Linked DNA regions of Homo sapiens: region 2 is linked to region 1. Evidence: read pairs that join two places in POLR2A ChIA-PET (ENCODE). Cell type or tissue: Panc1. All regions are shown on one strand. Links, peaks and the distances in the headings refer to the core of each region. The heading gives the core; the rest is flanking DNA. Region 1 overlaps NXN (nucleoredoxin). Region 2 overlaps NXN (nucleoredoxin).

Region 1 (15,426 bases), core at 5,023-13,022:
AGCCATGAACTCACATCACACCTTCCTGGATTTACAGTGAACAAGATTCCAGGGTGCAGCCATGAATTCACCAAACACCTTCCTGGATTTACAGTGAACAAGATTCCAGGGTGCAGCCATGAATTCACCAAACACCTTCCTGGATTTACAGCGAACAAGATTCCAGGGCGCAGCCATGAATTCACCACACACCTCCCTGGATTTACAGTGAACAAGATTCCAGGGTGCAGCCATGAATTCACCAAACACCTCCCTGGATTTACAGCGAACAAGATTCCAGGGCGCAGCCATGAACTCACATCACACCTTCCTGGATTTACAGTGAACAAGATTCCAGGGTGCAGCCATGAATTCACCAAACACCTCCCTGGATTTACAGTGAACAAGATTCCAGGGTGCAGCCATGAACTCACATCACACCTTCCTGGATTTACAGCGAACAAGATTCCAGGGTGCAGCCATGAATTCACCAAACACCTCCCTGGATTTACAGCGAACAAGATTCCAGGGCACAGCCATGAACTCACATCACACCTTCCTGGATTTACAGTGAACAAGATTCCAGGGTGCAGCCATGAATTCACCAAACACCTCCCTGGATTTACAGCGAACAAGATTCCAGGGTGCAGCCATGAACTCACATCACACCTTCCTGGATTTACAGTGAACAAGATTCCAGGGTGCAGCCATGAATTCACCAAACACCTCCCTGGATTTACAGCGAACAAGATTCCAGGGCGCAGCCATGAACTCACATCACACCTTCCTGGATTTACAGCGAACAAGATTCCAGGGTGCAGCCATGAATTCACCAAACACCTCCCTGGATTTCCAGTGAACAAGATTCCAGGGTGCAGCCATGAACTCACATCACACCTTCCTGGATTTACAGTGAACAAGATTCCAGGGTGCAGCCATGAATTCACCAAACACCTTCCTGGATTTACAGTGAACAAGATTCCAGGGTGCAGCCATGAATTCACCAAACACCTTCCTGGATTTACAGCGAACAAGATTCCAGGGCGCAGCCATGAATTCACCACACACCTCCCTGGATTTACAGTGAACAAGATTCCAGGGTGCAGCCATGAACTCACATCACACCTTCCTGGATTTACAGTGAACAAGATTCCAGGGTGCAGCCATGAATTCACCAAACACCTCCCTGGATTTACAGTGAACAAGATTCCAGGGTGCAGCCATGAACTCACATCACACCTTCCTGGATTTACAGTGAACAAGATTCCAGGGTGCAGCCATGAATTCACCACACACCTTCCTGGATTTACAGTGAACAAGATTCCAGGGTGCAGCCATGAATTCACCAAACACCTCCCTGGATTTACAGCGAACAAGATTCCAGGGCGCAGCCATGAACTCACATCACACCTTCCTGGATTTACGGTGAACAAGATTCCAGGGTGCAGCCATGAATTCACCAAACACCTTCCTGGATTTCCAGTGAACAAGATTCCAGGGTGCAGCCATGAACTCACATCACACCTTCCTGGATTTACAGCGAACAAGATTCCAGGGCGCAGCCATGAACTCACATCACACCTTCCTGGATTTACAGTGAACAAGATTCCAGGGTGCAGCCATGAATTCACCAAACACCTCCCTGGATTTACAGTGAACAAGATTCCAGGGTGCAGCCATGAACTCACATCACACCTTCCTGGATTTACAGTGAACAAGATTCCAGGGTGCAGCCATGAATTCACCAAACACCTCCCTGGATTTACAGTGAACAAGATTCCAGGGTGCAGCCATGAACTCACATCACACCTTCCTGGATTTACAGTGAACAAGATTCCAGGGTGCAGCCATGAACTCACATCACACCTTCCTGGATTTACAGTGAACAAGATTCCAGGGTGCAGCCATGAATTCACCAAACACCTCCCTGGATTTACAGTGGGGTGGCCCGGCACTAGACCCTCCTCCCTTCCCTGCACCAACATACTTCATCGTTTTAAAATAACCGTCGGTTTCTTAAGGTAAATATTAATGTTAGCCCCTGCGCAGGCATCATCATTCTCTCTCTCGACTAAAATGTTTGTGAACTTTAAATCTGTCAACTGAGGTGCTTGTCCTGCATGAAGTTACCCAGCGAACCACCGACTCCCAGCTCTGTATGAACTACCCAGGTTCGAGGACCTCCAGAGAAAGGTCACCAACAGGGAAAGGAGGCTCCACGGAGGTCGACTGGCCAGAGGGTTCTAAGGTCACAGAGGGAAGGCCCAGAGAGGCCCCGAGTGATGACCTCAAGCACGTCTGTTCCCCACGTGCCGTAACTTTCTAAGTTACTCTGCCCAGCCTTGAGATCCCAAAAAAAAGTAACATCTGGTCATTAAATCATATCTTTCTTCAAAAGAATATTACCGGGCTGGGCACAGTGGCTCACGCCTGTAATCCCAGCAGTTTGGGAGGCTGAGGCAGGCGGATCACTTGAGGCCAGGAGTTCAAAACCAGCCTGGCCAACATGGTGAAACCCCGTCTGTACTAAAAATATAAAAATTAACCGGGCTTGGTGATGCACGCCTGTAATCCCAGCTACGACTCGGGGGGCTGAGACAGGAGAACTGCTTGAACCCAGGAGGCGGAGGTTGCAGGGAGCCGAGATCGCGCCACTGCACTCCAGCCTGAGTGACAGAGTATGACTCCGTCTCTAAAAAAGGAAAAAAAAATGGTGAAGACAGTAAATTATGTTATGTATATTCTACCACAATTCTTAAAATAATGTTTTTTAAAAGTTGTTTAACTCGACAATCCTTCTCCTAAAAAAAAAATAACAATATTTGGCCGGGCACGGTGGCTCACGCCTGTAATCCCAGCACTTTGGGAGGCCAAGGTGGGTGGATCACCTGAGGTCAGGGGTTCGAGACCAGCCTGGCCAACATGACGAAACCCCGTCTCTACTAAAAATACAAAATATTAGCTGGGTGTGGTGACGGGTGCCTGTAATCCCAGCTACTCGGGAGGCTGAGACAGGAGAATTGCTTGAACCCAGGAGGCAGAGGTTGCAGTGAGCCGAGATGGCGCCACTGCACTCCAGCCTGGAAAACAAGAGCGAAACTCCATCTCAGAAAAAAATAAAAAAATAAAAAATACCAGCTACGCAGCCTGTTTATTAAGCTTCCATAATGAGAGCTTCCAATCCAGGTGATTTGTGTTCCTGTCTCGTCCATATTGGCCCCAAACTCCAAGATCAAATACGCTTCTCTGACTTCAAAGCTGAAGGTTTCCGCAGGTCCGTACCCCCGTCCGAGGACTGCCTCCAACTGGAGCTGTTTTCCCAGTCGGCTGCAAAGGCCCTGCGCTGTGTTCACCAAGCGTGGGGCTCCCTCTCAGCTGAGCAGATGGCAAAGGGGCAAATGTAAGGTAGATTCTGTTTGTTTATTTGTGGCAAATAGCTCTGAAGGACCAGCCCTTTTTTCCTCTCATCTCTGGCAAATCATTCAGTTCTGAAAAAGTTCCTTGGCCAGCAAGCCAGCCGGTAGGAGGAGGGCGGAGAAAACCAGAAAGGGGAAGAAACTCCTTCCTCATCTCCACCTCAAAAACACCAAGCTTTGTTTTGGGATTCCAGTGAGTTTGTATCCCTCACTCTTGGAAATTAAACCGGTAGAAAAATCCAGAAAAACTTGGGCAGAGGTCAAAAATTGTTAAATCGTGGCCAACGGGGTCAGTGTTTTCTTTCAAGCAGGGGCCACACTGAGGGAAGATTTAAAAACCAACAATAACAAACCGTGGAACACCTACGAACTGTGAAACACACCGAGAAGAGAAAACTGGGTACATAATGGATTTTTCTAAAATGGGGTAGGATTTTCTAAAAAGGGCTCCGCAGAGGAGAATTCTCACAAGGGTTGCCTCCGTCATCAACATGCCAGGCAAGTGCATGGAGGATGGTGGGCAGCAAGTATTTCTCTTTATTTTTTATTTTTGAGACGGAGTCTCGCTCTGTGGCCCAGGCTGGAGTGCAGCGGCACAGTCTCGGCTCACTGTAACCTCCGCCTCCCGGGTTCAAGCAATTCTCCTGCCTCAGCCTCCCGAGTAGCTGGGACTACAGGCGCCCGCCACCACGCCCGGCTAATTTTTGTATTTTTGGTAGAGACGAGGTTTCACCATGTTGGCCAGGCTGGTCTCCAACTCCTGACCTCAGGTGATCCACTCGCCTCGGCGTCCTAAAGCAGTGGGATTCCAAGTGTGAGCCACTGTGCCCTGCCCCCAAGTGGATCTTAAAAACAACCCTGGGGAATAGATAAGAGTTTCCCCCATCCTGGCTAACATGGTGAAACCCCGTCTCTACTAAAAATACGAAAAAAATTAGCCGGGCGTGGTGGCGGGCGCCTGTAGTCCCACCTACTTGGGAGGCTGAGGCAGGAGAATGGCGTGAACCCGGGAGGCAGAGCTTGCCGTGAGCCGAGATCGTGCCACTGCACTCCAGCCTGGGCGAGAGAGTGACTCCGTCTCAAAAAAAAAAAAAAAAAAAGTGTTTCCCAGATGACAGAGTTAGATGTTAAACATCACAAAGTCGGTGGATATTAAATGTATGATTGTTTTCATATCTTTAGCCCCAAAATAATAAATGTTCAGTGGAGATGTCCAAAGCCAGGCCCAATGCCTGGGGAGCTTCCACTGCTTATCTCTCTCCTGAATCCAGAGTATTCTGCCCTTCACAGAAGTGCTGATCGTTCAGAGATAACCCACCAATCAGGTGTGCCTTTAGGGTTAGGCCAGCAAACCACAGGCTGCCAGCAAACCACAGGCTGGAAACTGGGAATGTCCTTGGGGTCCTGGGGCCTTGGCTGTTCTCACCCTTTCGGCCACAAAAAGGCTCTTTCTTGGCTGCCAGAGACCCTCCCTGGGGTAGAGAGGGAGAAGGAGAGGGAAAGGGAGAGAGAGAAAGTGAGTTGGGGGAGCTGGGTAACTAAAAGACAAGGAGTTGATGTATTCTAGGCGCTTGAAAGTTCAGAAGACTATCTCTTTTTTTTTTTTGAGATGGAGTCTCGCTCTGTTGCCCAGGCTGGAGGGCAGTGGCGCGATCCCTGCTCACTGCAAGCTCCGCCTCCCGGGGATCCCTGCTCACTGCAAGCTCCGCCTCCCGGGTTCAAGCGATTCTCCTGCCTCAGCCTCCTGAGTAGCTGGGATTACAGGCATCTGCTATCGCACCCAGCTAATTTTTGCATTTTTAGTAGAGATGGGGTTTCACCATGTTGGCCAGGATGGTCTTGATCTCTTGACCTCGTGATCCGCCCGCCTAGGCCTCCCAAAGTGCTGGGATAACAGGCGTGAGCCACCACACCCGGCCAAAGGCTGTCTCTTCTAATTACTGAGGTTTTAGAACCATTTTCCTCAACTCTCCCTCTTGCAAGAGTCCGTAGTGGGTGTGCTCAAGACCTGAGCTTGAGTTATCATGCCCACTAACGCCCTGGCTGAGAAGTTCCCACCAAAAGACAGCGGTGACATTTGCTTCCCAAAAGTCCCAAAACCACGCTCCCCGTTAGCCTCGGCGCCTCACAGGGAAAAAGAATCGGCTCTGGAGGGACGACCCCCCGCAGCGGGCGACTGTACCGCTGACGGGCTCGGCCAGCACATCTCCGCATCGCTGGGCCTCAGTGTCCTCACCTGGAAAATGGGGGTGATCACGCCAACGTCACAGAGTCCTTGGGAGAATGAAATGAGGCAATGCCTAGAAGGTGTCTCCACTGCAGTCCCTGGCACGGGGAGGTTGCAGCCTTCTGTGGCAGCCTTGGCTGGTTATCACGCAGTTCACAGCTTCAGGGCCAGAGCACAGATCCTGGTTCAGCCACGTATCAGCAGCACAACCGGGAAAGCCAGTCGGCCCCACGGTGCGTCCTCCAGGGGCCGCATGAGGAGAGACGATACACGCCAGCACTCAGGGCCCAGCACGGGCCCCCCACTCAGTGAAAAGCATCCTCTCACTCTTAGGCTTGTCATGATCATGCACCGGCAGCGTCCCCCTCGGTTACGAACCCCATTCTAGATGACAAAGCACTAGTAACCCACGTACAGTAGTGGCTGAAAAACCGTCACAGGAATCATCCTCAGGGCCTTCGAGGTCACAAGCGTGACGGGGACGCGCAGGTGCTGATGTGAGATGGACTCTGTATGTGAATGAGGCTAAAAGACTCACTTTCCTAAATATTATGGGCAGACATAATGGGGCTACACAGGCATTGAGCTGATTTTACACAGTTATGGACAATGGGCCCTCTGTACCCACAGGTTCTACATCCACGGATTCGACTAACCCCAAATCAAAAATATTCAGGGCTCGGCGTGGTGGCTCACACCTGTAATCCCAGCAATGCAGGAGGCCGAGGTGGGCGGATCACTTGAGGCCAGGAGTTCGAGACCAGCCTGGCCAACAAGGTGAAACCCCATCTCAACTAAAAATACAAAAATTAGCCGGGAGTGGTGGCACGTGCCTGTAATCCAAGCCACTCGGGAGGCTGAGGCAGGGGAACTGCTTGAACGCAGGAGGCAGGGGTTGCAGTGAGCCGAGATCCTGCCACTGCACTCCGGCCTGGGCAACAGGGTGAGGCTCCCTCTCAAAAAAAAAAAAAAAAAAAAAAGGGCCAGGCATGGTGGCTCACGCCTGTAATCCTAGCACTTTGGGAGGCCGAGGCGAGCTGACTGTCTTGAGCTCAGGAGTTTGAGACCAGTCTGGGCAACACGGTGAAACTCCGTCTCTACTGAAATACAAAAAAAAAAAAAAAAAATTAGCTGGATGTGGCAGCGTGCGCCTGTACTCCCAGCTACTCGGGAGGCTGAGGCAGGAGAATTGCTTAAACCCGGGAGGCGGAGGTTGCAGTGAGCAGAGATGGCACCACAGCACTCCAGCCTGGGTGACAGAGACTCTCTCTCAAAAACAAAACAAAACAAAAAAATCAGTAAAAAGAATTTTTTAAAAAAATGTAAAAATACAAATAAAAAATAAAATACAACACAGCATAACGACTATTTACATAGCAATGTATTAGATGTATTAGGTATTACTCATAATACATTGTATTAGGAATTATAAGTAATCTAGAGGTAATTTACAGTACACAGGATTACCCCATTTACCCTGGTGTGATGATCACACGTTGTATGCCTGTATCAAAATATCTCACGTCCACCATAAATATGTACACCATAAAAATTAAACAATAAAGAAAGAAAACAAAGGAAACAAAACAGAAAAAAAAGAAGAAAATAATAAAGTAAATTGGAGATGTACACGGGTTATATGTAAATGCTATTTTATATCAGCAACTTTGGCATCACGGGATCTGGGTACTGAGGGGTAGGAGCGGCCCTGGGACCACCTGCCCACAGGCACTGAGGGACGGCTGTGGAACTGTACAGGGCCCGGCCCTGCGCTGGGGACCTAGCGGTGAACAAGCAGCCTGGGAAAGGAATGTTTAAAAGCTCCCGGGCGACTGAAGATCAGCCAGGGGTGAAAACCATCACTCGGTGCTTCACGGAACAAACGCTTGAGGCAAAACCTAAGACAGCTGGGTCCCAACGCGGGGCCTCACCCCGGCCCGTCCCGCCCCAGCGCTCGGAGGCTGAGAGCAGCATTCTCAGATGGTACTAAATCCACATCCCGGGACACGAGGAAACAGCAGGGCCAGGGCACGGCCTCCTCCTCTCCCCGCGGCCTCCTCCTCTCCCCCCTGCCTCCTCCTCTCCCCGCGGCCTCCTCCTCTCCCCCTGCCTCCTCCTCTCCCCCCTGCCTCCTCCTCTCCCCCCTGCCTCCTCCTCTCCCCCCTGCCTCCTCCTCTCCCCCCTGCCTCCTCCTCTCCCCGCGGGCTCCTCCTCTCCCCCCGGGCTCCTCCTCTCCCCCCGGGCTCCTCCTCTCCCCCCTGCCTCCTCCTCTCCCCCTGCCTCCTCCTCTCCCCGCGGCCTCCTCCTCTCCCCCCGGCCTCCTCCTCTCCCCGTGGCCTCCTCCTCTCCCCCCTGCCTCCTCCTCTCCCCGCTGCCTCCTCCTCTCCCCGCGGCCTCCTCCTCTCCCCGCGGCCTCCTCCTCTCCCCCCTGCCTCCTCCTCTCCCCGCTGCCTCCTCCTCTCCCCGCGGCCTCCTCCTCTCCCCGCGGCCTCCTCCTCTCCCCCCTGCCTCCTCCTCTCCCCGCTGCCTCCTCCTCTCCCCGCGGCCTCCTCCTCTCCCCGCGGCCTCCTCCTCTCCCCCCTGCCTCCTCCTCTCCCCGCTGCCTCCTCCTCTCCCCGCGGCCTCCTCCTCTCCCCGTGGCCTCCTCCTCTCCCCCCTGCCTCCTCCTCTCCCCGCTGCCTCCTCCTCTCCCCGCGGCCTCCTCCTCTCCCCGCTGCCTCCTCCTCTCCCCCCTGCCTCCTCCTCTCCCCGCGGCCTCCTCCTCTCCCCCCTGCCTCCTCCTCTCCCCGCTGCCTCCTCCTCTCCCCGCGGCCTCCTCCTCTCCCCCCTGCCTCCTCCTCTCCCCGCGGCCTCCTCCTCTCCCCCCTGCCTCCTCCTCTCCCCGTTGCCTCCTCCTCTCCCCGTGGCCTCCTCCTCTCCCCCCTGCCTCCTCCTCTCCCTGCTGCCTCCTCCTCTCCCCGCGGGCCTCCTCTGTTAGGACCCACCTCCCTGCCTCAGTCTGGAAAGGGGCAGCCACGTGAGGACCTCTGAGACCCTGGAGAGCCACTGGGCTCAGCCTGGAGCAGTGGGGGCTGGGGTGGGAAGACGCCATGCATTGTTCAGCCCCAGCATCTGCCTGGGCACCTTCTGGTAACAGTCATTTGGCCAGCAGCTTCTCGGGGGCTAACGGTCAATGCCAGAAGCAATTAGCCCCAGGTCCTGGTCCTCCTTGGAGCCAAAACAATTAGTAGGCTGAAGACAGCCTGATGCTTAAGAAATCACTTTTTTAAAAAGGAAAAAAAGATTGCTTAAAAGAAGCCCCTTAACTCTGAAGGCAGTTCCATCCACCTTACAAATTCGGTGCCCTGTGAATACACATCCATGGGTCACAGCAGGGAATCTTTTTAACTAGAAAAAGAGCAGGAGAAGGAATTCAGATCAACATCACGGACTGCAGCAGTAAAGCTGGTGCCTGTTCGCCCCTTTCCCCTCCAGGCAGGAAAGAATCAAGGAAGAATTTCAGAATCTTTTTATACAAGAAAGGGATTCGGTGGGGGAAGGGAGTGGGTACAGAGATGAAGAACTTTAGGGTTTGCTATTTCAAGCTTAAAATAAATCCCAACGAGAAAGGATCCGAAGGCTTGGTTTTATTTTTAAGATCTTATCCAAGGCAGGGAACTATATCTGGTTTTCAGGGGTGTGTGGGGTGCAAACGGCCGGGCCAGCACAGTCATTTCATCCCCTGTCGATTCCCCAAAAGCAAAACCAAAGCTCAGCATGTGCTTCTAGAACTTTCTATATCTGGTGTTCAGGGGTGGGTGGGGTGCAAACGGCCAGGCCAGCACAGTCATTTCATCCCCCGTCCGTTCCCCAAAAGCAAAGCCAGAGCTCGGCATGTGCTTCTAGAATTTTACAATCTTGAATTACGGCTTCAAAATAACTCACATTCCACTATAAGGAGGCTCAGAGGATGCCACCGAGTGGACGGACGTGAGCAGGACCACAGAGACAACCCAGTGGGACACGCAACACTGTTCCCAAGATGTTAGCAGGGGAAAGAGTCGGACGAAATGGCGAAGTGTTTGGCACAAAGAAGACCAACAAATGACACACCAAGCCAGTAAAGACACCTCCGTAAGAAAGACACATTCCTCCCCAAATCTACTTTAGGAGCTACTGCTGTCAACTCTTGACTTTCTGGAAGTCTAACTAGTACAAGGTCCAATCCTCAATCGCTTATGAAACAAAATCAGAAAAAACCGGGTAGAACCCTAGTACTCCGCATTATAAAAAGCACTTCCGGCCGGGCACGGTGGCTCACGCCTGTAATCCCAGCACTTTGGGAGGCCGAGGCTGGCAGATCTTTTGAGGTTAGAAGTTCGAAACCAGCCTGGCCAACATGGTGAAACCCTGTCTCTACTTAAAAAAAAAAAAAAAAAAAAAAAAAAAAGCTGGGCGTGGTAGCGGGCGCCTGTAAGCCCAGCTACTTGGGAGGCTGAGGCACGAGAATTGCTTGAACCCGGGAGACAGAGGTTGCAGTGAGTTGAGATCACACCACTGCACTCCAACCTGAGTGACAGAGTGAGACTCCATCTCGAAAAAAAAAAAAAAGACTGAACAGCTTCTCTTTAGAACTTTCTAACACACCCCCAGGTGGAGGCCAGTGTTGCAACGATCGCACGAGGGACCAGAGGGTAATTCTGCAGCCTGATCTCTCTGTTGAGATGCTCACGCTCTCTTTTTGCAGACATGATGTGGTTAAAGCCAGGGTCTTTCTCAATCAATACATTTTAAAAATGCGAGCTGGGGGCGGGGGCGGGGGTTGGGGGCGGGAGGGTCTGTCAGCTGTGTGGAGACAAACCTCCTGATCCAGGCGCTCTCTGGCAGAGGCGGGCAAGCCCCACTTCCATGTATGGAAGTGAATGAAAGCAGTAAAACCTCAGGCATGAGTCTGGGCAGGGCTGGGGGTGGGGGCCGGCATTCCTCCCAGCAGGGCCAGCCCCAGAGGGGCGGGCAGCAGGAACCTTCACCTGGGGTCCCGTGGGTATTTCCCTGGGAGAGCCACAGGGGCAGAGAGGACGGGAGGCAGGAAAGCAATGAGCTCGGCACACTCAGTAGACGGAGGGCACCCGGGAAGGGGAGCTCAGCCTCCCCGAGAATGCACCAGAGCCTGAGTCCTGGAAACCAGGGCCACGCAGCTCCCGCCTGCCCTGACCTCAGTCCCCTGGAATGCAGAATTCTCCACGGTCAGCCATCCATCACCACCGCTCCCTCATGGCCAGCGCTGAAAGAAGGGGCGTTTCCGTTTTTGTGGGGGGCGGTGGTGGTTGTGGTTTTTGTGGTCTGAGAAACTCATGACAGTTACCCACCTCCTGCCAGGACAAGGCCACAGGAGGTTGCAGAAAATTCAGGTCACACTGTGGGGGGGCTGGGGTCAGAGAGACCAAGGTTGGAACCCGGCAGGTACCACGGACGGTCACACTGTGGGGGGGCTGGGGTCAGACAGACCAAGGTTGGAACCCGGCAGGTACCACGGACGGTCACACTGTGGGGGGGCTGGGGTCAGACAGACCAAGGTTGGAACCCGGCAGGTACCACGGACGGTCACACTGTGGGGGGGCTGGGGTCAGACAGACCAAGGTTGGAACCCGGCAGGTACCACGGACGGTCACACTGTGGGGGGGCTGGGGTCAGACAGACCAAGGTTGGAACCCGGCAGGTACCACGGACGGTCACACTGTGGGGGGGCTGGGGTCAGACAGACCAAGGTTGGAACCCGGCAGGTACCACGGACGGTCACACTGTGGGGGGGCTGGAGTCAGAGAGACCAAGGTTGGAACCCGGCAGGTACCACGGACGGTCACACTGTGGGGGGGCTGGGGTCAGACAGACCAAGGTTGGAACCCGGCAGGTACCACGGACGGTCACACTGTGGGGGGGCTGGAGTCAGACAGACCAAGGTTGGAACCCGGCAGGTACCACGGACGGTCACACTGTGGGGGGGGCTGGAGTCAGACAGACCAAGGTTGGAACCCGGCAGGTACCACGGACGGTCACACTGTGGGGGGGCTGGAGTCAGACAGACCAAGGTTGGAACCCGGCAGGTACCACGGACGACAGGTTCCTGCTGCCCATCCCTCTGGGAGGAATGACGGCCAGCAGAGCCAGGACCCACTTCTCCGTCCTGGAAGACGCAATGAGATAATACATGAAAAGCAGTAACAAGGTGGTCCTAGAGGGGTCCTAGGCTACCCCGTGTTAAAGATGAGAGCCATGAAGACCACTTCAAGGTGGTCCCTGGAATCCAGTGAGGGGCTCAGTCCACAGAAGCCATGACTGATGATCATTATCATGGAACCCTCCAGCTCAGGGAATGTCTGAGTAGCTCCCTGAAGTCCAAACGGAAGACTATGACCCTTGGGAGGCCGAGGCGGGCGGATCACCTGAGGTCAGGAGTTTGAGACCAGCCTGGCCAACATGGTGAAACCCCATCTCTACCAAAAATAGAAAAATTAGCCAGGCATGGTGGCTCACGCCTGTAATCCCAGCTACTTGGGAGGCTGAGGCAGGAGAATCGCTTGAACCCAGGAGGCGGAGGTTGCAGTGAGCTGAGATCGCGCCACTGCACTCCAGCCTGGGAGACAGAGCGAGACTCCGTCTCAAAAAAAGAAAAGACTATGACCCCCCTCCCACCACAAGCAGGACGAGGCACCTCGGATGCCCCACACCCCCTGTCCCTGAGGACGAACTCTAAGGAACAGGAGAAACATTTTTATAACTTCCTCGCGCCCAGCATAAACCTGTTAGGATTCTCCAGCCAGGCCCAACCTTATAAACCTATGTCAAGTTCAAACTATACTCTCAACAGTTGTACTTATCACTCCACAGAGAATTCACACTCCCTTCTCTAAGGAGTCCAGAGTGAGACAGAGGCTCGTATCTGTCATCCCAGAACTTGGATTGCTTGAGCCCAGGAGTTCAAGACCAGCCTGGGCAACATAGTGAGACCCCCATCTCTAACAAAAATTTAAAAATTATCTGGGCGTGGTGACACGCGCCTGTAGTCCCAGCTACTCAGGAGGCTGGGGTGGGAGGATTGCTTGAGCCCAGAGGTTGAGGCTGCAGTGGGCCATGACCGTGCCACTGCACCCCAGCCTGCGTGACGGGTGCGGGAGGATGATGGTGCATGCACGTGGTCGTGTGGCTCCGTGCTGCGGCTCCTCTCTGTCTAGCAAAGTGCAACTCTCAACTCCAAGGAGACCTATGCTGGGTTTCACAAAGTACTTGAAAGCACACCAAGATGATTCTTGAATAACTGGCATTAGACACGATTCTCACTCCTGGCCAGGCGCCGTGGCTCATGCCTGTCATCCAAGCACTTTGGGAGGCCGAGGTGGGCGGATCACCTGAGGTCAGGAGTTCGAGACCAGCCTGGCCAACATGGTGAACTTCCATCTCTACTAAAAATACAAAAAAACTTAGCCAGGTGTGGTGGTGCACGTCTGTAGTCCCAGCTACTCAAGAGGCTGAAGCAGGAGAATCCCTTGAATCTTGAAGGTGGAGGTTGCAGTGAGCCGAGATCGCACCATTGCACTCCAGCCTTGGTGACAGAGCAAGACTCCATCTCCAAAAAAAAGAAACGCTTCCCGCTCCTAAGTTTTGGGATACCTAAATTCTCTCTCGAGTCAAGTGGCAGGTCTGACCCGGCAGCCTCCCTTCCAAATTCTCCAGGCTCAGGGCAAGCACGTGTCCGGGGCTGTCCTGCACCAACTTTTTGTTTTTCTCCTACTCAGGCATATTCGACCTCCCTGCTCAGGTTCCAGTGACTTCCTCAGAGCAACAGGGCTGATTCCCACGACCCCAGGCCCCAGGGCCGAGTGCCAGGTGCTCAGGTCGCAGCTGTCCCTCAACACCACTCGGGAAGGGGGCTAACTGCCCGGACGGGCCCCAGGATCACGAGCCTCCTCTCCTTCCCTGATGGCCCAACAGGAAAAAGTACTGTGGCTGCCAAGCCATCTGGATGGAATGGAATGGCTCTCTACCAGTTAGGGGCCGCATCGGCCTAGACTCCCAGATTGAAGCACCTGACCTTCTGTAAATTCCTTTCTTTACATTGCACATATTTCAGCGCTGGTATTCCCCCTCTTAAGAGCTCTGAGCTGTTGTCCAGTGAGGTAACATGTTTGTTTTTTCAGCCCTGGGTTACAGCCACTCGAGGCTTTCCACATAGGAGGTCTGCCCCGCGTCCCGGGCCTGACCCCAGCCCTTCCACAGGAAAACAACTCTGCTGTCAGGAATGAGCCCCCGCGACGGGGAGAGTGGTCTTTTCTAGAGGCTGGGATATGTAAACTCACACGGGAAAGATGGGCCTGTGGTATTTCCCTCTTTTCCAGCATGCTCATCTCTTTCTTTTTTTTTTTTTTTTTTTTCCTGAGACAGAGTCTCGCTCTGTCACCCAGGCTGGAGTGCAGTGCTATGTTCTCAGCTCACTGCAACCTCCGCCTCCCGGGTTCAAGCGATTCTCCTGCCTCAGCCTCCCGAGTAGCTGGGATTACAGGCATGCGCCACCACACCCTGCTAATTTTTTATTTTTTTTAGTAGAGATGGGGTTTCACCATCTTGGCCAGGCTGGTCTCGAACTCCTGACCTCAGGTGATCCACCCGCCTCGGCCTCCCGAAGTGCTGGGATTACAGGCATGAGACACTGTGCCTGGCCTCATCTCTTCTCTAAGAGCAAAACTTGGCAAAGTCTGACAGACACTGGTTGGACTTCTTTTAAAGGCTACCAGGAAAACTGCCAAGAAATATGACTGGCCCAGCCAGACGCGGTGGCTCACGCCTGTAATCCCAGCACCTCGGGAGGCCGGACGCGGTGGCTCACGCCTGTAATCCCAGCACCTCGGGAGGCCGAGGCGGGCGGATCACAAGGTCAGGAGATTGAGACCATCCTGGCTAACACGGTGAAACCCTGTCTCTACTAAAAAAAAATACAAAAAAAATTAGCCGGGCGTGGTGGCGGGCGCCTGTAGTCCCAGCAACTCGGGAGGCTGAGGCAGGAGAATGGCGTGAACCCGGGAGGCGGAGCTTGCAGTGAGCCGAGATTGTGCCACTGCACTCCAGCCTGGGCGACAGAGCGAGACTCCATCTCAAAAAAAAAAAAGAGAGAGAGAGAGAAATATGACTGGCCCAGCCATACAGAGGCTGAGAATCTGGAGGCTGGTCTGCCATCTGACCGCCTCCTCCCTGAGCCTCAGTTTCCCTGCCTGTCAAAGAAGACTGTGGCCACATAATCCCCCTGTCCTTTCCAGGGTATCATTCAGTGACTGCATTGTTCAATATTTTGAAATAAGGGCATTTAATTATGATGACAGCACCAATAAACACTGAGACTCACCTTTCTGCTTGGAATTCCAAACCTCTTCCCACCGGAATCCCGCCAAGCCTTCAACTCTCCATCCAAACCATTCATTCTTTCTTTCAATAAACACGGTGCCAAGTATTTACTAATAAGAGGTGTCGAACGTGTTAAGTAAGAAGGACACAAGGAGGAAAGACAGTTTCTCTGCCCTCAGGAAACCATCGGGTCTCGTGGAACAGAACAGTGGTCACCGTCTTCTGGCCTTTTCCTCTGTGCCCAGCACTATGTTCAGGGCTTTTTATTTTTATTTATTTATTTTGAGACAGAGATTCTCTCTTGTCACCCAGGCTGGAGTGCAACGGCACAACCTCAGCTCACTGCAACCTCCACCTCCCGGGTTCCCGCCATTCTCCTGCCTCAGCCTCCCAAGTAGCTGGGACTACAGGCGCCCGCCACCACGTCCGGCT
Region 2 (15,426 bases), core at 317-8,316, 140 kb before region 1:
ATCTCGCAGGGAGTCAGTCATGTCATCCTGAAGCCGTCAGGAGGGAGAGAAAACCAAGAAGTTTTAAAGAAAGGAGGGGGAGAGTCCCCTGGGCCCAGTCTCCCCAGGTGTGGTAGCTCCCGCACCCTGAAGAGCCGGCGTTTCCCAAGCAGAGGGCTCCCAGCCTGGGAAGGAGGGAACCCTGCCCTGCCTTCCGGAGGAAGGGGCTGCTTTGTAAAATTCTCTCTTTGCATCCGCCCTGCAAACCACTAGGTAAGTCGTCTGTATTTAATTATTTATGTATTTATTAGCATCAACACCATTTTAATACGTCCTCAGCATTTTAGAAATGTCACATTCTTTTTTTTTTTTTTTTTTTTGAGATGGAGTCTCGCTCTGTCACCCAGGCTGGAGTGCAGTGGCACGATCTCGGCTCACTGCAAGCTCCACCTCCCGGGTTTAAGCAATTCTCCTGCCTCAGCCTCCTGAGTAGCTGGGACTACAGGCGCCCACCACGCCCGGCTAATTTTTTACATTTTTAGTAGAGACGGGGTTTCACCATGTTGGTCAGGCTGGTCTCCAACTCCTGACCTCAGGTGATCCGCCTACCTTGGCCTCCCAAAGTGCTAGGATTACAGGCGTCAGCCACCGTGCCAGTCTAGAAATGTCATAGCCTCTGATTGTTTATTTTTGTAACCAACTGTCAATGATTTGCAGCCCCACTGTGGGTTATCTGAGGCCAATCTGGACTTCAACTCTGGAATGTTTTTAAACAGAGACAGCTCGCTGTGTTCCAACTCCCACCCCTGTGGTTTCAGGCAGGACAGGAGCTGCACAGCCAGCCAGTTCAGAAGACAGCGCTGCTTAAGCACTGTGGAAGCTTACGCTGCCTCACTACTTATCTGAGAAAGAAGCTGGCACTTTATCCTACATTCCCAGCAGCTGTCCTGGTGAATTTCCCTAATAGCAGACATAGCCTCATGCAGACACCAAGGCAAACACAGAAATCCAAAGACAAGGAGAAAGGATTTGTAAGGGAGCTACTTTTTTTTTTTGGAGATAGAGTCTCTTTCTGTTGCCCCAGCTGGAGTGAAGTGGCGCAGTCATAGCTCACTGCAGCCTCCACCTCCTGGGCTCAAGCAATCCTCCCACCTCAGCCTCCTGAGTAGCTGGGACTCTAGCCATGCAGCACCATGCCTGGCTAATTTTTGTACATTTTTTGGAGACACAAAAGTCCAGCCCAGCCAGACGGGAGCCAGCAAACTGCCTTGGAGCAGCCCCTCGTCCACTCTGAACCTTGCCTCCCTCCCCTGTGAAACAGGACAGCGACTACGTTCCCAGCCAGAGAGCCAGGAGCGAAGGAGACAGCCCAGGTGAAATATGCGGCTCTGTGCCTGGCGTACAGAAAACCTGCAAATGCTCCTTCCAGACTTGACACCTCTCAAGGCCGCCCCCGCCCGTGCCCGGCCCCTGCTGTGCTGCAGCCATCTTTTCTCAGAGCCATTCTGCAGGGGTTGGAGTCACTGCATGCCGCGCAGCCTCCCTGGGGCTGGGCTTGGTGTGCAGTGGCCAGTGCCACCCCGAGGCAGGGCCTGTGAACCTCTTTGCTCCCCTCCACCCCCGGGCTGAGCAGGTGACTGGAGCCGCCTGGGAAGGACCCAGGTGCTGGGCTGGGCAGGGCCGGGGGCTGAGGTGATGAATGGGTGGCACAGGGTGTCTGGCTGCCGCCTGCCTCCTCCGTGCCTCTCCTGGGATCCAAACACAGCGTGAAATCAGCACAGGGCTCTGACCAACTGGAGGTACAGATGGGTGGATGGAGGGCAGGGGGCGGCCTCCAAAACTGTCTGTCAGTCAGTGGGGTGGGGTGGGGTGGGGAGGTGGCAGCGCAGGCATGGAGGAGGCTCCTGGGTTGGAGGAGCTCAAGAATGAGAGCCTGCACCTGTGCTGAGTCGCGGAGACGCCCGTCTGCAGGGTGCAGGGTGCAGGGTTCCAGGCCCTGGATAACTGGGTACCTGCGGGAGGGCGCTCTGCTGAAAGCCCCACTTTCCCACCCTGTGAAGAGTCTCCTGCCTGGTCCAGCCCCGCTGGAGACCTCAAAGGGACAGCCTGGGTGAAACAGACGGGGAGCGGCAGCAATTTCCAACCTCAGCACTCACCGGGCCGGCTGGGTGACCGCAGGTATAAGCAGTAGCCCCAGCCAGGATCCCTCTGATGAGATCGGCCCACTGCAGCCAGCGCGGAGGCACGAACCCAGCATTTTGTAAAGACTCAAGGGCCTGGTTGTGACCCAGGAGGTGTGGATCACACTTTGCAGCCACGGCCACTCTCCCCAGCCGCTCAGGCGGGAAGCAGCCTGGGGACGGCTCCCTGCTGACCTGAGGCTGCCGAGCATGGACGGGAAGAGGAAGCAGCAGGGGAGGGAATGGTTTTCCATGGCGAATGGCTACCTTTCCTTGCCACATTTGTCTGTGGGCTCTCTCAGAAGCACAGGCAGCCCTGACCCTGGGGTCCTTTCAGGCAACCCTGGGGCCAGGATCAGTCCTGTGCCAGAAGTCCCAGCTGAGCCAGCCCTGGGCCAAGCCTCTCCTCCGCACTCACCTCCCCGGCTACGAAGAACAGAAGGGGTGCCTCCTCCTCTTTGGCTTTGTACTTGGCAATGATTTTCTCAGCTATCGGCTGAATCAGCTGCTTGGCCGCCTCGGACTCTCCGTCATCCTCAGAATCTGTGATTGGGTCGGGGGTAGAAAAAGACGGGGAGAAAAAGCACTGGCTTGTCAAACAGAGCGGCACCCGCCGAGGGGGCCTGAGCTGCAGAAACGCCCGCCTGAGCGGCCCCTGAACGGAAATGAACTTCCCCTTGGATGCAGGTCTTGCTCCCCGCATGCATGGGTGTGTGTGCACATGCGTCCCAGCAGCAAAGCTCACAGTGCTCTCCTGCACCGGGCTCCCCAGGAGGAACCTGCCTCACTGAGCAGCTCTGCTCTCCCAGGTAGACAGTCTTCCCATTGAATTCCTCACAAACCCGCCTGGGAGGCTGAGCTTCCCCTAAGCCAGGACCTGAGGCGCCTGCTAGTGTTTCTCTCAGCCACAGAATGAGAAGCCATGACCTCCGACCTCCGACTTCCCAGTGAAAATGGCAGAAGAACTGGTGGTGAGCGGGAGGGGGTGAGGACTGTGGTCTGGTCAGCGGCTTTTTTTTTTTTTTTTTTTTTTTTTTGAGACAGAGTCTCGCTCTGTTGCCCAGGCTGGAGTGCAGTGGTGCCATCTGGGCTCACTACAACTTCTGCCTCCCCGGTTCAAGCGATTCTCGTGCCTCAGCCTCCCGAGTAGCTGGGATTACAGGCGTGAGCCACCACACCCAGGCTCGTACAGTGATTTTGAGTTGTTGGAGGGGAGCCACAAGTCCAAGGCAGAGGGCCAGGTTTTGCAAAAGGAACCAGGGTCATCCCATCAGACTGCAGGGAGCCTGGCATGGATGCGCCTGTGTCCCCCTGGCCCGGCTGGGCAGTTACCCACGGAGCTCAGACTGGGTGAGATGGGAGACGGGGAGGTGCAAGCGAGGACAAAGGAGCCAAGGCAGCCACCGGGCTGGAGCAGCTCTTCAGAGCACAGAGGATCCGCAGAAGCAGCCTTGGTGAGCCTCGGCCAGAGGGGCCCAGCCCCTGCAGCTGCCGTGTGTGCCACCCGCCCTTTCCAACAATGGGTCTGCGCATGGGGGCCCCGAGGGCATCCTCCCGGCCTGACCTATTCTGCCCAGCTGGCAGCTGGGGAGCAGCTAGGAGGGAAAGTGCAGCTGCAGCTCCCACAGGGGCCAGCCATGAATAAATCATTGGGGTCAAAAGCAAGGCTTCAGGGAGAGACAAAGGCCCAGGCTTGCACTGCTGGTGACAGAGAGAAGCGGCAGGGACAGGCTCCTCCCAAGTGAGGCCCCTCCTGTCCCGCCCCCCAGCCACCCCTCGCCCCCTGCCCCCGTGAGCTTCATACCTACAAAAAGGACGAGGCAGGGGCCCTCGTTAAGCTGCGCGGCGTTGGAGTCGGAGAGCTCCAGCACGGGCTTGGGGTGCCAGGGGAACTCCCGGCAGTCCTCGTCGTTCAGCACCTCCACCCGCCCCTGCCGCGTGATCACCTCGCCCTGCGGGTCCAGCATGATGAGCGTGGGGATGCCTGCAGGGAAGAGGGGGTGCTTGGCCGCTGGCCCGGGAGATGCTGGCCCTGCCTGGCAGGAGGCTCGCGGGGTCCAGCCCGGGGTCCCCCCGACCGTGGTGGAGCCCACCGAGGACCTGGTACAGGCTCACAATGAAGAGGCCAGGTCTAAAGTCACAAAGCCTGGGGAGAATCCAGGCCTGGCCAGGGGGAGCCATGGAACCCCCTCGGGTCAGCCTGTAACCTGTCACCTTCGCCTTTCAGGGCCTCAGGATCCTCAGCTGCAGCCTGATGAGTGTGTTGTCGTTCCTACCTTATTCCGCTACAGAAAGATCAATGAGTTCATGCGGTTAAAGAACTTAGAGTTTGGGAGGCTGAGGTGGATGGATCACTTGAGGTCAGGAGTTGGAGACCAGCCTGGCCAACATGGTGAAACCCCCGTCTCTACTAAAAATACAAAAACTAGCTGGGCGTGGTGGCGGGCGCCTGTAGTCCCAGCTACTCGGGAGGCTGAGGCAGGAGAATCGCTCGAACTCGGGAGGTGGAGGTTGCAGTGAGCCAGGATTGCACCACTGCACTCCAGCCTGGACAACAGAGCAAGATTCTGTCTCTAAACAAATAAATAAATAAATAAGAACTTAGCACAGGGTCATGGCGCATCGGAGCAATCACTCACTGCTGGTCTCCCAAAGACACAGAAGACCTTCCCCAGCTGCTGGGGGTCAAACACGGAACAGGCAGTGCAGTGACCACACGGCGGACTTGCTGTGGCCACCGATGCAAGACGGGTCCTCGCCCGGCCACAGTGAGCGCAGGGCCAGTGCCGCCGGGGGGAACCTGAGGCTGGCCGCACCGGAGACTCGAAGAGGAGGACAGCTGACTGCAGCCCCCGCCGTCTGCACCCCAGCCCTCCCCGCTCCCCAGGGCTGCAGCCCCCGCCGTCTGCACCCCAGCACAACCCCCTCCCCAGGGCTGCAGCCCCCGCCGTCTGCACCCCAGCACAACCCCCTCCCCAGGGCTGCAGCCCCCGCCGTCTGCACCCCAGCTCCCCCCTTCCCCAGGGCTGCAGCCCCCGCCGTCTGCACCCCAGCTCCCCCCTTCCCCAGGGCTGGGGAAGAAAAGTAACAGAAAGCTTGCCTGCAAACCAGAAACCGCGCAACCCCAGCCAAAAAGCCTTCAATGAAAACTCAGAGAAAGCCCCACTCTGGTCAAGGTGCACGTGGGTTTTCTGTGTCTCTGTTCTTTTTACCCCACTCCCCGCAGCCTCTCCTCCAGCCAGGGCTACAGGCCCCCACCCACGGCCCACCCTTCGGGGACCTTTGTCTCTCCACTGGCAGCCGCTCCCCCCACACCCTGCACGTTCCAGACGCCTCTCCTCCTGGGCTGCCCAGAGCCTGAATTTTATGTGAAAGTCAGAGCAATTTAATATTTATAGATTCCCAAGGATTCGGTCAGTAATTTGCTCCGCTGACATTCTCCTTCCCTGTCGGGGGGATGCCGAGGTACCAGACATATGGCCCTCGTGTTTCGTACCCTGCTGCGGCCACCAGCACCGCGGGCGTGCCTGCCTTCGAAAGGAATCAACGAATCCATTATGTTCACACCTATGAGACAAAGTGGCTGATGTATCAGGGAGTGGGTCCAGAGAGAACAGGCTCTTGAGAACAGCCACTCCGACATCACACACACTCACATACACACACACACACACACACACACACGCACGCGCCCACACACACATGCGGCCGGCTCTCACTGGGGATTTTCGGGTGTGCTCAGCGTGGACAGTGCCCGAGGAGCTGTGTGTGCTGCCGCACAAGAAACCTGGGCATTTCCAGCCACATCCTCAGGCTGCATTTTATCCCCTGAGGCCGGGGTCCATGCCCGCTGTGTCCATCCATGAGGCTCGGGGGCTGGTCTCGAGGCTGCAGCCCAAAGGGAATCCGGGCCAGGGACCACCACAGGGACAGCTGGCCGCACAGGAGCCCCTCCACATCACCACACACCCTTCTCAAAATCCCCCCGGCAAGGTCCTTCCTCAGAGTAGGGTGTTTCTGAAATTGGGCAATTATGAGCACTGGGGTAAACCAGAGCCCCTGCTGCTGTGACAGGCCCCGCGGCCAGCCTGCGTGTGCCCCGGCGTGGGATGCCGAGTGGGTCTGTGGAAGAGAGGCAGGCACGGGGGACGGGGAGGGAGGAGAAGCCAACCTGAAGGCAAAGCTGCCCATTTCCCGGCTCAGCGCCTGGGGCTCTCCGAGGGCCTCCTCCAAGCGGCCTTTTTCCTGACTGTGGCTGCAGCCTCTTTTGAGTCCGTGCCTGCGGGGCCCAGGACAGCATGGCGAGGACACGGAGCCCCCACCTGGCTTCTGAGGAGCACTCAGGGGCTTCCCCGAGGAACGGCTCCTCCTAAGACGAGGTGTGCCGGGACGGGCCGTGTTGGGCCGCGTGACTGTCTGCATAAGCAGAAACCAACTTGGGCCCAAGGAAGCCACTCGTGTTCGGCCCCTGCACGGGGGAAAGCACCCATGTCTGCTGTGCCAGGCTGCCTCCCCTCAGCTGGTCCTGACGAGCTTGGCCTACAGCCATGACGAGTGCACATCCCTCCAAAGGTGAACCAGGGGCGGGAAACGGAACTGGCTTCTGCGGCCGTCTGCCCTGTGCTAGGCACGGCACAGATGGCACTGGCTAATCCTTATCACAGATGGGGCGGGCAGCATCAGGATCCCCCTAACAGATGGTCAAGGTGACCCCCAGGTCACCCAGCCAGGCAGTGGTTACAGTAGGGATGGGGGTCACCCAGCCAGGCAGTGGTTACACTGGGGACAGGACCCTGATCCACCTGTTGCAGAAGCTGCTGCTCTTCCTGCCAGGCCGTGGACGCTTCTGGGGTCCTCACAGCACCTGCGATGGGGACTGTCTTAACCAGGGCGGGGAAGTCCTGTACCTGCAGCTTTCTGCACCACCCACCTCCCTCTGCTCCTGGGGGAGAAGGCTGAGACCACAGCCACCATTTCCCTTTCTCCCCCTTCACACACGCCCTGTTCCCCCAGCCCTTGAAGCAGGTTCTCTGAAATACACATTTTTTTTTTTTTTTTAGACGCAGTCTCCCTCTGCTGCCCAGGCTGGAGTGCAGTGGCGCGATCTCGGCTCACTGCAAGCTCCACCTCCCGGGTTCAAGCGATTCTCCTGCCTCAGCCTCCCAAGTAGCTGGGGTTACAGGTACACACCACCACACCCAGATAATTTTTAGTAGAAACGGGGTTTCCCCATGTTGGCCAGGATGGTCTCGAACTCCCGACCTCAGGTGATCCGCCCACCTCGGCCTCCCAAAGTGCTGAGATAACAGGTGTGAACCACCATGCCCGGCCAGTGTAAAACACTTATTAGCAGAGTACCTGGTATATTGATATTGTAAGTATTCTATAAGTATTGGCTATTATTATAAACCAGTTTTTTTTTTTTTTTTGAGACAGAGTCTCACTCTGTTGCCCAGGCTGGAATGCAATGGTGCGATCTCAGCTCCCTGCAGCCTCCGCCTCCTGGGTTCAAGTGATTATCTTGCTTCAGCTTCCCCAGTAGCTGGGATTACAGGCACCCGCCACCACACCTGGCTCATTTTTTTAATTTTTTAGTAGAGACGGGGTTTCACCATGTTGGCCAAGCTGGTCTCAAACTCCTGACCTCAAGTGATCTGCCCGCCTCGGCCTCCCAAACTGCTGGGATTACAGGTGTGAGGCACCGCACCCAGCCATTATATTCTTTTAATCACCCCTAAACTGATTATTTGGCTCGTGAGAAGGCAGACATACGGAAAACTGGGAGCTTGCTCTAGTGAGATCAACAGAGTCCTCCGTGATGGGCTGGAAGAAGTTAGCTAAAGAAGCAGAAAGCAGAGACACTGTCAAGACCGTGGTGAGGGTTCCGGCAACAGTGTGATGTCTGCCAAGGGTGGGGTTGGCGTGCTTTTGCTTCCACCATCCCAAGCTACACTCCTGGGCTTGGAACACGGACTCTAAGTTCCTAGAGAGGGCGCAGCCCTGAGTCCCCTGCTCTGTGACATGAGTGGCGCCTACAGACCCCTTTCACCGTCTCCCTCAAAACACACAGAAGAGTCAACTCCAAACTCTCTTCTCCAAGGAGGAGCCTAGTTGCAAGTATTTAAAACCATCTCAAAGCCAGGTGCGCCGAGACTGTCCCACGGTTTAGTCTGGTGACTTTTCCACTGCCAACGAGACACGGAGTTTTGAAGCAGGTGGGGGCTGGGGCAAGGAAGCTGAAGGGGTCCAGGACCCTGGGAGGCAGAGAGGAGCGGGCAGGGCTGTGACCCAGCCTTCTCTGCATCTGGATGGCAACGTGATCTGAGGCAGCCAGGAGGAATTACCCAAAGATTGCTGGGAGCTGGGAGGAGCAATGGAAGGAAAAGCAGGTTCTAGGACAGAAAGAGCTGGTGAGGACGCACCAGCAGGCAAAATATTAAGTGATCATGAAAATGGTCCTTACAAAGACCATAGCGACACGGCAAATTTTTGCGCCACACTGTTTAGTAAAAACTGCCGAGCGCACAGTGCCGTGTGCATGTGACGAGTCCGTGTGAGCGGCGGGCACCTTACGAGCCAGTGCGAGCGGCGGGCACCTTACGAGTCAGTGTGAGTGGCGTGTACGTTAAGAGTCCCTGTGAGTGCCGTGCACGTTAAGAGTCCGTGTGAGTGGCGTGTACGTTACGAGTCTGTGTGAGTGGCGTGTACGTTACGAGTCTGTGAGTGGCGTGTACGTTACGAGTCTGTGAGTGGCGTGCACGTTAAGAGTCCGTGTGAGTGGCGTGCACGTTACGAGTCCCTGTGAGTGGCGTGCACGTTACGAGTCCGTGTGAGTGGCGTGCACGTTACGAGTCCGTGTGAGTGGCGTGCACGTTACGAGTCTGTGACTGGCGTGCACGTTACGAGTCTGTGACTGGCGTGCATGTTACGAGTCTGTGAGTGGCGTGCACGTTACGAGTCCGTGTGAGTGGCGTGCACGTTACGAGTCTGTGAGTGGCGTGCACGTTACGAGTCTGTGAGTGGCGTGCACGTTACGAGTCTGTGAGTGGTGTGCACGTTACGAGTGCATGTGAGTGGCGTGTACGTTAAGAGTCCGTGTGAGTTGCTGCTGAGGCAGGAATGTGGGTGGGATGACAGCGAGATATCTATGTCTAGTTACGTTTTCTTTAACGGCAGCCTATTTAGCTCGTTAACATCAGATGAAAATCAGAACTGAAAGGCCGTGGGGGTGAGATGGGATGACAAACACCAACCAATGCCCAGAATCTGTTCCTCGGATCCTTCCGTTCCTCCCTCCTCCCGGCTCCCCCAAAACACTCCCCTGCTTAGAGAGTTAAGGAAAGGAGCCGGGCACGGTGGCTCACACCTGTAATCCTGGCACTTTGGAAGCCTGAGGCAGGTGGATCCCCTGAGGTCAGGAGGTGGAGACCAGCCTGACCAACATGGTGAAACCCCGTCTCTACTAAAAATACAAAATTAGCTGGGCGTGGTAGCGCACCCCTGTACTCCCAGCTACTCAGGAGGCTGAAGCAGGAGAATCGCTTGAACGCGGGAGGCAGAGCTTGCAGTGAGCGGAGATCTTGCCACTGCACTCCAGCCTGGGCGACAGAGCGAGACTCTGCCTCAAAAAAAAAAAATTAGACAAAACACATAAAAGAGAACTGCAAAACCGCTCTAAAGGTCTCGAGGCAGCCCCTCTTCTGGTTGAAACATGCAATCTCCAAATGTTTCATTTTTATATAAACAGATTCTGCCTCAAATCCATTTTTTTGAAAGGGGCAAAGGAAGAGAGTCAAGGAAGGGAACGGGATGAGGAAGGAGGGAAGCAGAAGAGGAAGAAAGAAGGAGGCGGAGAAGGCAGAGCGGGAGGAGGTGGCACAGGAGGGAAGAAGGAAAACAGAGAAGAGGATTCAACGCTGGAGGAGCAAAGGGCCCTCACCCCGGCCGCCCGGCACCTCTAGCTGCTTCCGCATCTGCTCCAGGCCCTGCACAGCCCTCAGGCCGTCCGCCCTCCCTGAAGGTTGGGCCACGGGAGCCAAACCAGACAGGGCCCCTGGCCTAAGAGAGAAGGGGCTGTAAACCTCCCTGCAAAGAGTGCCGTGCTCCCTGGCAGCCGAGGATGACTCAGACAACTGCTAACGGGGTCTGTCTTCTGCCAGGTGTGTTGACAACGGTCTCCTTAGAAAAAGAATTTTCAGCACTGCACACGGCTGCACATTCCCCAGGCTGCGTAAAGCCCCGGGGTTGGGGGGGGGGCAGCACTCTGGAAGCCAGTTATTCCCACGAGACCAGGAGGTGGGGGGACGCCAAATGCCAGGTCCTTGGTGAGCCCAGTGGTCCTGTGGAGATGGGTCACACAGCCCGGCTCAGCCCAGGGCACCGAAGGAAGCCGGTGGCCAGCCTGTCAGCGGCAGTGGGACTTTGGCCAGGCCGGCCTGGGGCCCAAACTCATCATCAAGACCACGGCAGAGGCCGCCACCCTGTGAGATGGACAGCTCAAGGGCACAGCCTCGAGGCCCCGACTCCCCCACCCGTACCGCCCCCCAGACACCTCAACGCACTGGCAGCATTTGGCAGGCCCCCTTCACTCGGCAGGGTGATTCTCAAAACCCCAAGATGCTTATAGGACTCCGGGTTGTGCGGTTACCCAGTTCTGCTTTTTTTTTTTTTTTTTTTTTTTTTGAGACGGAGTCTCGCTCTGTCGCCCAGGCTGGAGTGCAGTGGCAAGATCTCGGCTCACTGCAAGCTCCGTCTCCCGGGTTCACGCCATTCTCCTGCCTCAGCCTCCCGAGTAGCTGGGACTACAGGCGCCCGTCACCACGCCTGGCTAATTTTTTGTATTTTTAATAGAGACGGGGTTTCACCGTGTTAGCCAGGACGGTCTCGATCTCCTGACCTCGTGATCCGCCCGCCTCGGCCTCCCAAAGTGCTGGGATTACAGGCGTGAGCCACTGCGCGTGGCCTGGGTTACCCATTTTCACCCGAGCCTGTCAGAACACTCTGCCCTCACATGACTCAATCCACAAAATGACCAGCAGATCAAGCCACTGCCCCAGTGTAAGTCCAAAGACAGGCCAGGTGGAGGCGGCTCCCTTTGGGTGCAGGCAGGGGGTGTACCTGGCACTGCTCTGTGAAGGAATCTTTATACAAGCTCTTCAGCGGGAGAGAAACAAGTGAGATGGGACTGAGACCCCAGGGCACAGACAGACTCAAACAGGGAGCAGGACGTCCCCAGAGAAGCCCCACAGGATGTGCAGACCAGACACTCCAACAGCCAGGACCCTGCAGAGCGAGTGTGTGTGTGAGTCTGTGTGTGCACGTGTGTGTGATGGCGCGAGTGTGCATTGTGTGAGTGTAGGTGAGTGTAGGTGTGTGTGAGTGTGCATGTGTGTGACTGTAGGTGTGTGTGAGTGTAGGTGTGTGCACATATGAATGTAGGTGTTTGCATGTGAGTGTAGGGTGTGTGAGTGTAGGGTGCGTGAGTGAGAGTGTGCATATGTGTGAGTGTAGGTGTGTGCATGTGTGTAGGTGTGTGTGCGTGAGTGTAGGTGTGTGTGCGAGTGTGCATGTGTGAGTGTAGGTGTGTGCATGTGTGTAGGTGTGTGTGGGTGTGTGCGCACATGTGAATGTAGGTGTGTGCATGTGTGACTGTAGGTGTGTGCGTGTGTGAGTGTGCATATGTGTGAGTGTAGGTGTGCATGTTTGTAGGTGTGTGTGCACATGTGAATGTAGGTGTTTGCATGTGTGTAGGTTGTGTGCACGCGTGTGTGAATGTGTGAGCGTGTGTGTGCGTGTGTTCACACACCTGGAACACGTCCACTGAATGACACTGGAAGCCGTAACCACGGAATCACACAAAAGCTCAGAAATATTCAGAATTCAATCAAAAATACTGGTCAGAGTTTTGTGACGCTACAAAGCTTATGAACGAATGCACAGTTCCTTCAGAGGTATTTCGGCCCAGCCTGGCCACATTTAAATATCCTCAGAGGCAAAGAAAGGCAAACTCCCATCAAGGGATGGTGCAGTCTAGGGAGGGTGGCTGGCTTCTAAGACTAGAGAGAAGCCAGAACTGATACCAGTGAAACCAGGGACTGAGTGAGACGGGCTCTGAAGGAGAAACGGCCCCCGGCTTGGAGGACAAGGACAGGGCACCACAAATAGGGCCATCGACGCGGACGGAATGCCGCACGTGGGGCTCAGCCCAACCTCGAAGCGCTGAGAAGGCGCTTCCAAAGTGATATCCCTGGAATGATATAATGATTTCCTTAATACGTGAGCATCTTTCAAAACTAGGAGGATCTGGAATTAAGTTTAGAAGTATGAATCAAACTCATGCCACTGACGTTTCTGTGTGTCAAGAAGTGCATGCATATTTGGTATTTAACTTCAGCATTTTTTTTTTGTTTAAGAGACTACGGCCGGCCGGGCGCGGTGGCTCACGCCTGTAATCCCAGCACTTTGGGAGGCCAAGGCGGGCACATCACGAGGTCAGGAGTTTGAGACCAGCCTGGTCAAATGGAGAAACTCTGTCTCTACTAAAAATACAAAAATTAGCTGGGCGTAGTGGCAGGTGCCTATAATCCCAGCTACTCAGGAGGCTGAGGCAGGAAGATCGCTTGAACCCGGGAGGCAGAGGTTGCAGTGAGCCAAGATTGTGCCAATGTACTCCAGCCTCTGGGTAACAGAGCAAGACTCTGTCTAAAAAAAAAAAGAGCCGGGCACGGTGACTCATGCCTGTAATCCCAGCACTTTGGGAGGCCAAGGCAGGCAGATCACATGAGGTCAGGAGCTCAAGACCAGGCTGGCCAACATGGTGAAACCCTGTCTCTACTAAAAATACAAAAAGTTAGCCAGGTGTGGTGGTGGGTGCCTATAATCCCAGCTACTCCGGAGGCTGACGCAGGAGAACGGCGTGAACCCGGAAGGCAGATGTAGTGAGCAGAGATTGCGCCACTGCACTCCAGCCTGGGTGATAGAGTGAGACTCTGTCTCAAAAAAAAGAAAAGAAAAAAAGAAAAAAGGCTGTCCTAGGGTACCTTATTAGTTTCAGGTGACCCCCTGGCCTGAGCGTTGGCCACCAGCAATACCGGCAACCCACGGGCCCTCACATCCAGGAAGGAACTCCGTACCTCAGAGAGGAAGATTCTGCTCCACGGATGATGAGGTGCTGGGAAAGAAAATGCCTCTATGTGGAAAGGCCTCCTGACCCAATGGAGCAGCAGAGAGGGGGCGCGGCAGCAGCTCCACTCTAAGTGACAAGTGTCCGTCTTCCAGGCCCTCGTACGAAATGACACGTACTCGGACCAACACTGTCGTGTTCGTGAAGACGTCATCACACTCCGCTCCTCAGATATGCCCAACTGTCCATCTCATCCTGTCCACTCAAGGGCAGCACTGGGCCCCTCTCCTAGTGACTTCCCGTGGAGCTCAGTACGGAGAGTATGGGATGGTTAGCACGCACTCAATACATCAAATCCGGCCGGGCGCAGTGGCTCACGCCTGTAATCCCAGCACTTAGGGAGGAATTTCACTCTTGTCACCCAGGCTGGAGTGCAGTGGTGTGATCTCGGCTCACTACAACCTCCGCCTCCCAGGTTCAAGTGATTCTCCTGCCTCAGCCTCCCGAGTAGCTGGGATTATAGGTGACCACCACCACGCCTGGCTAATTTTTGTATTTTTAGTAGAGATGGGGTTTCGCCATGTTGGCCAGGCTGATCTCGAACTCCTGACCTCAGGTGATCCACCCACCTCGGCCTCCCAAAGTCCAGGGATTACAGGCGTGAGCCACCATGCCTAGGCAGTAGTTACAAATTCAGCTGAGTCTTCTAGGTGCTAAAGCAAAGAAAATAATTGTGGTTCATAATGAAATTCAAAGTATACAAAAGATAAAAACAAAAGCCTGCCACCCGGTAGGTTTTGAAGGCGATGAGGCACTCACAGTTCAGCTGACATCCATCCATATGATGAGGGCCAGTGTCCACTCTAGATCCCTAAGCTCTGTAGGTTTTGAAGGCGACAAGGCACCCACAGTTCAGCTGACTTCCATCTGTATGATGAGGGCGAGTGTCCACTCTAGATCCCTAAGCTCTGTAGGTTTTGAAGGCGACGAGGCACTCACAGTTCAGCTGACACCCATCCGTACGATGAGGGCGAGTGTCCACTCTAGATCCCTAAGCTCTGTAGGTTTTGAAGGCGATGAGGCACTCACAGTTCAGCTGACTTCCATCCGTATGATGAGGGCGAGTGTCCACTCTAGATCCCTAAGCTCTGTAGGTTTTGAAGGCGATGAGGCACTCACAGTTCAGCTGACTTCCATCCGTATGATGAGGGCGAGTGTCCACTCTAGATCCCTAAGCTCTGTAGGTTTTGAAGGCGATGAGGCACCCACAGTTCAGCTGACATCCATCCGTACAATGAGGGCCAGTGTCCACTCTAGATCCCTAAGCTCTGCAAAGCGCAGGGCCTGTTATCTGTTTTATTCAAGATAAAAACGTTCTTCTTGGCCTGAACGTTTAACGTGCCTCCGGATCATGTGTGAGGGGTGCTCCAAGACCCAGCCACGTCAAACAGAGTCACACTTTGTACACACCTGTGCACACACGTGCACACACAGAGGCCAGTAGGGAGGATAAGAGGGGCCTGAATGTGACCGGCGGGCCTTTGTTAGGGGAGTCGGAGGAAGACACACATCAGAGACCATCACCTCCTGGTGTATAAGGGGAACAGGGATTAGAAGAAACCCAGGATATCTCTGTATGGAGAAAGGATGGAAAATCCACAGCCATCAGGAGGGGCAGGACACGGCGCTCGGTAACGCTTGGGAGAGACCTGGGCCCTACGTAGCTGACTAGCATCTCACCTGTAGCCCCTCCAAGGGCCTCTGGTTGCAACTGGAAGCTGAGGCCGAAACCCCTTCCCACTGTCCAGTTACAATCAGGCAGTCACGTCGCTTTTAATTAACACAGAGTCGTTCTGGGGACGAAGACCTGAATCCCATGGATTAGAAGGACAAAGTACAACCCATGTATTTTTTTAAAGTGCAAAATGCTTACAGCCCCCCAGACCTTCACTGTCCCTGTCATGGTCTCTAAGGAGAGTGCCCTGTGAGGACCAGGCCAGGTCTATCCTGTGACGTTGCAGCCAAGATCCTTCTGCAAGAAAACGTGTCGGCCGGGCCTCTGCACGTGCGGTTCCGTCTGCCGGGACCTTCCCTCCACCATCTGCTTGGTCCGTTCCTACTTGGTTTCCAGATCCCCTGGGGCAT

What was found. ChIA-PET counts read pairs that join two places held together with the same protein. Peaks named below come from ENCODE experiments on the same cell type or tissue, not always from the same donor. Only the 100,000 strongest peaks of a DNase experiment are listed, where the experiment ranks them.
Region 2: POLR2A ChIA-PET joins it to region 1 with 7 read pairs; 3 of 35 experiments call an interaction of 5 or more read pairs at or near these places.

Annotation. Positions count from the first base shown.
Region 1 is chr17:941,153-956,578 of GRCh38, forward strand. All of the region lies in intron 1 of NXN (nucleoredoxin), which reads right to left. Among named protein-coding and RNA genes, the nearest start is that of NXN, 31 kb to the right of the region's middle. RefSeq lists enhancers at 5,046-5,938, 5,939-6,830, 8,616-9,508, 13,990-14,490 and a silencer at 14,581-14,809. In Panc1, for the core only: no CTCF peak of the experiment used is centred there; no DNase peak of the experiment used is centred there; H3K4me3 peaks cover 444 bases; H3K27ac peaks cover 6,183 bases.
Region 2 is chr17:801,105-816,530 of GRCh38, forward strand. NXN (nucleoredoxin) reads right to left here. Exons shown (of 8, transcript NM_022463.5): 6 at 3,964-4,143; 7 at 2,578-2,702; 8 at 1-27. Among named protein-coding and RNA genes, the nearest start is that of MRM3, 26 kb to the left of the region's middle. In Panc1, for the core only: no CTCF peak of the experiment used is centred there; no DNase peak of the experiment used is centred there.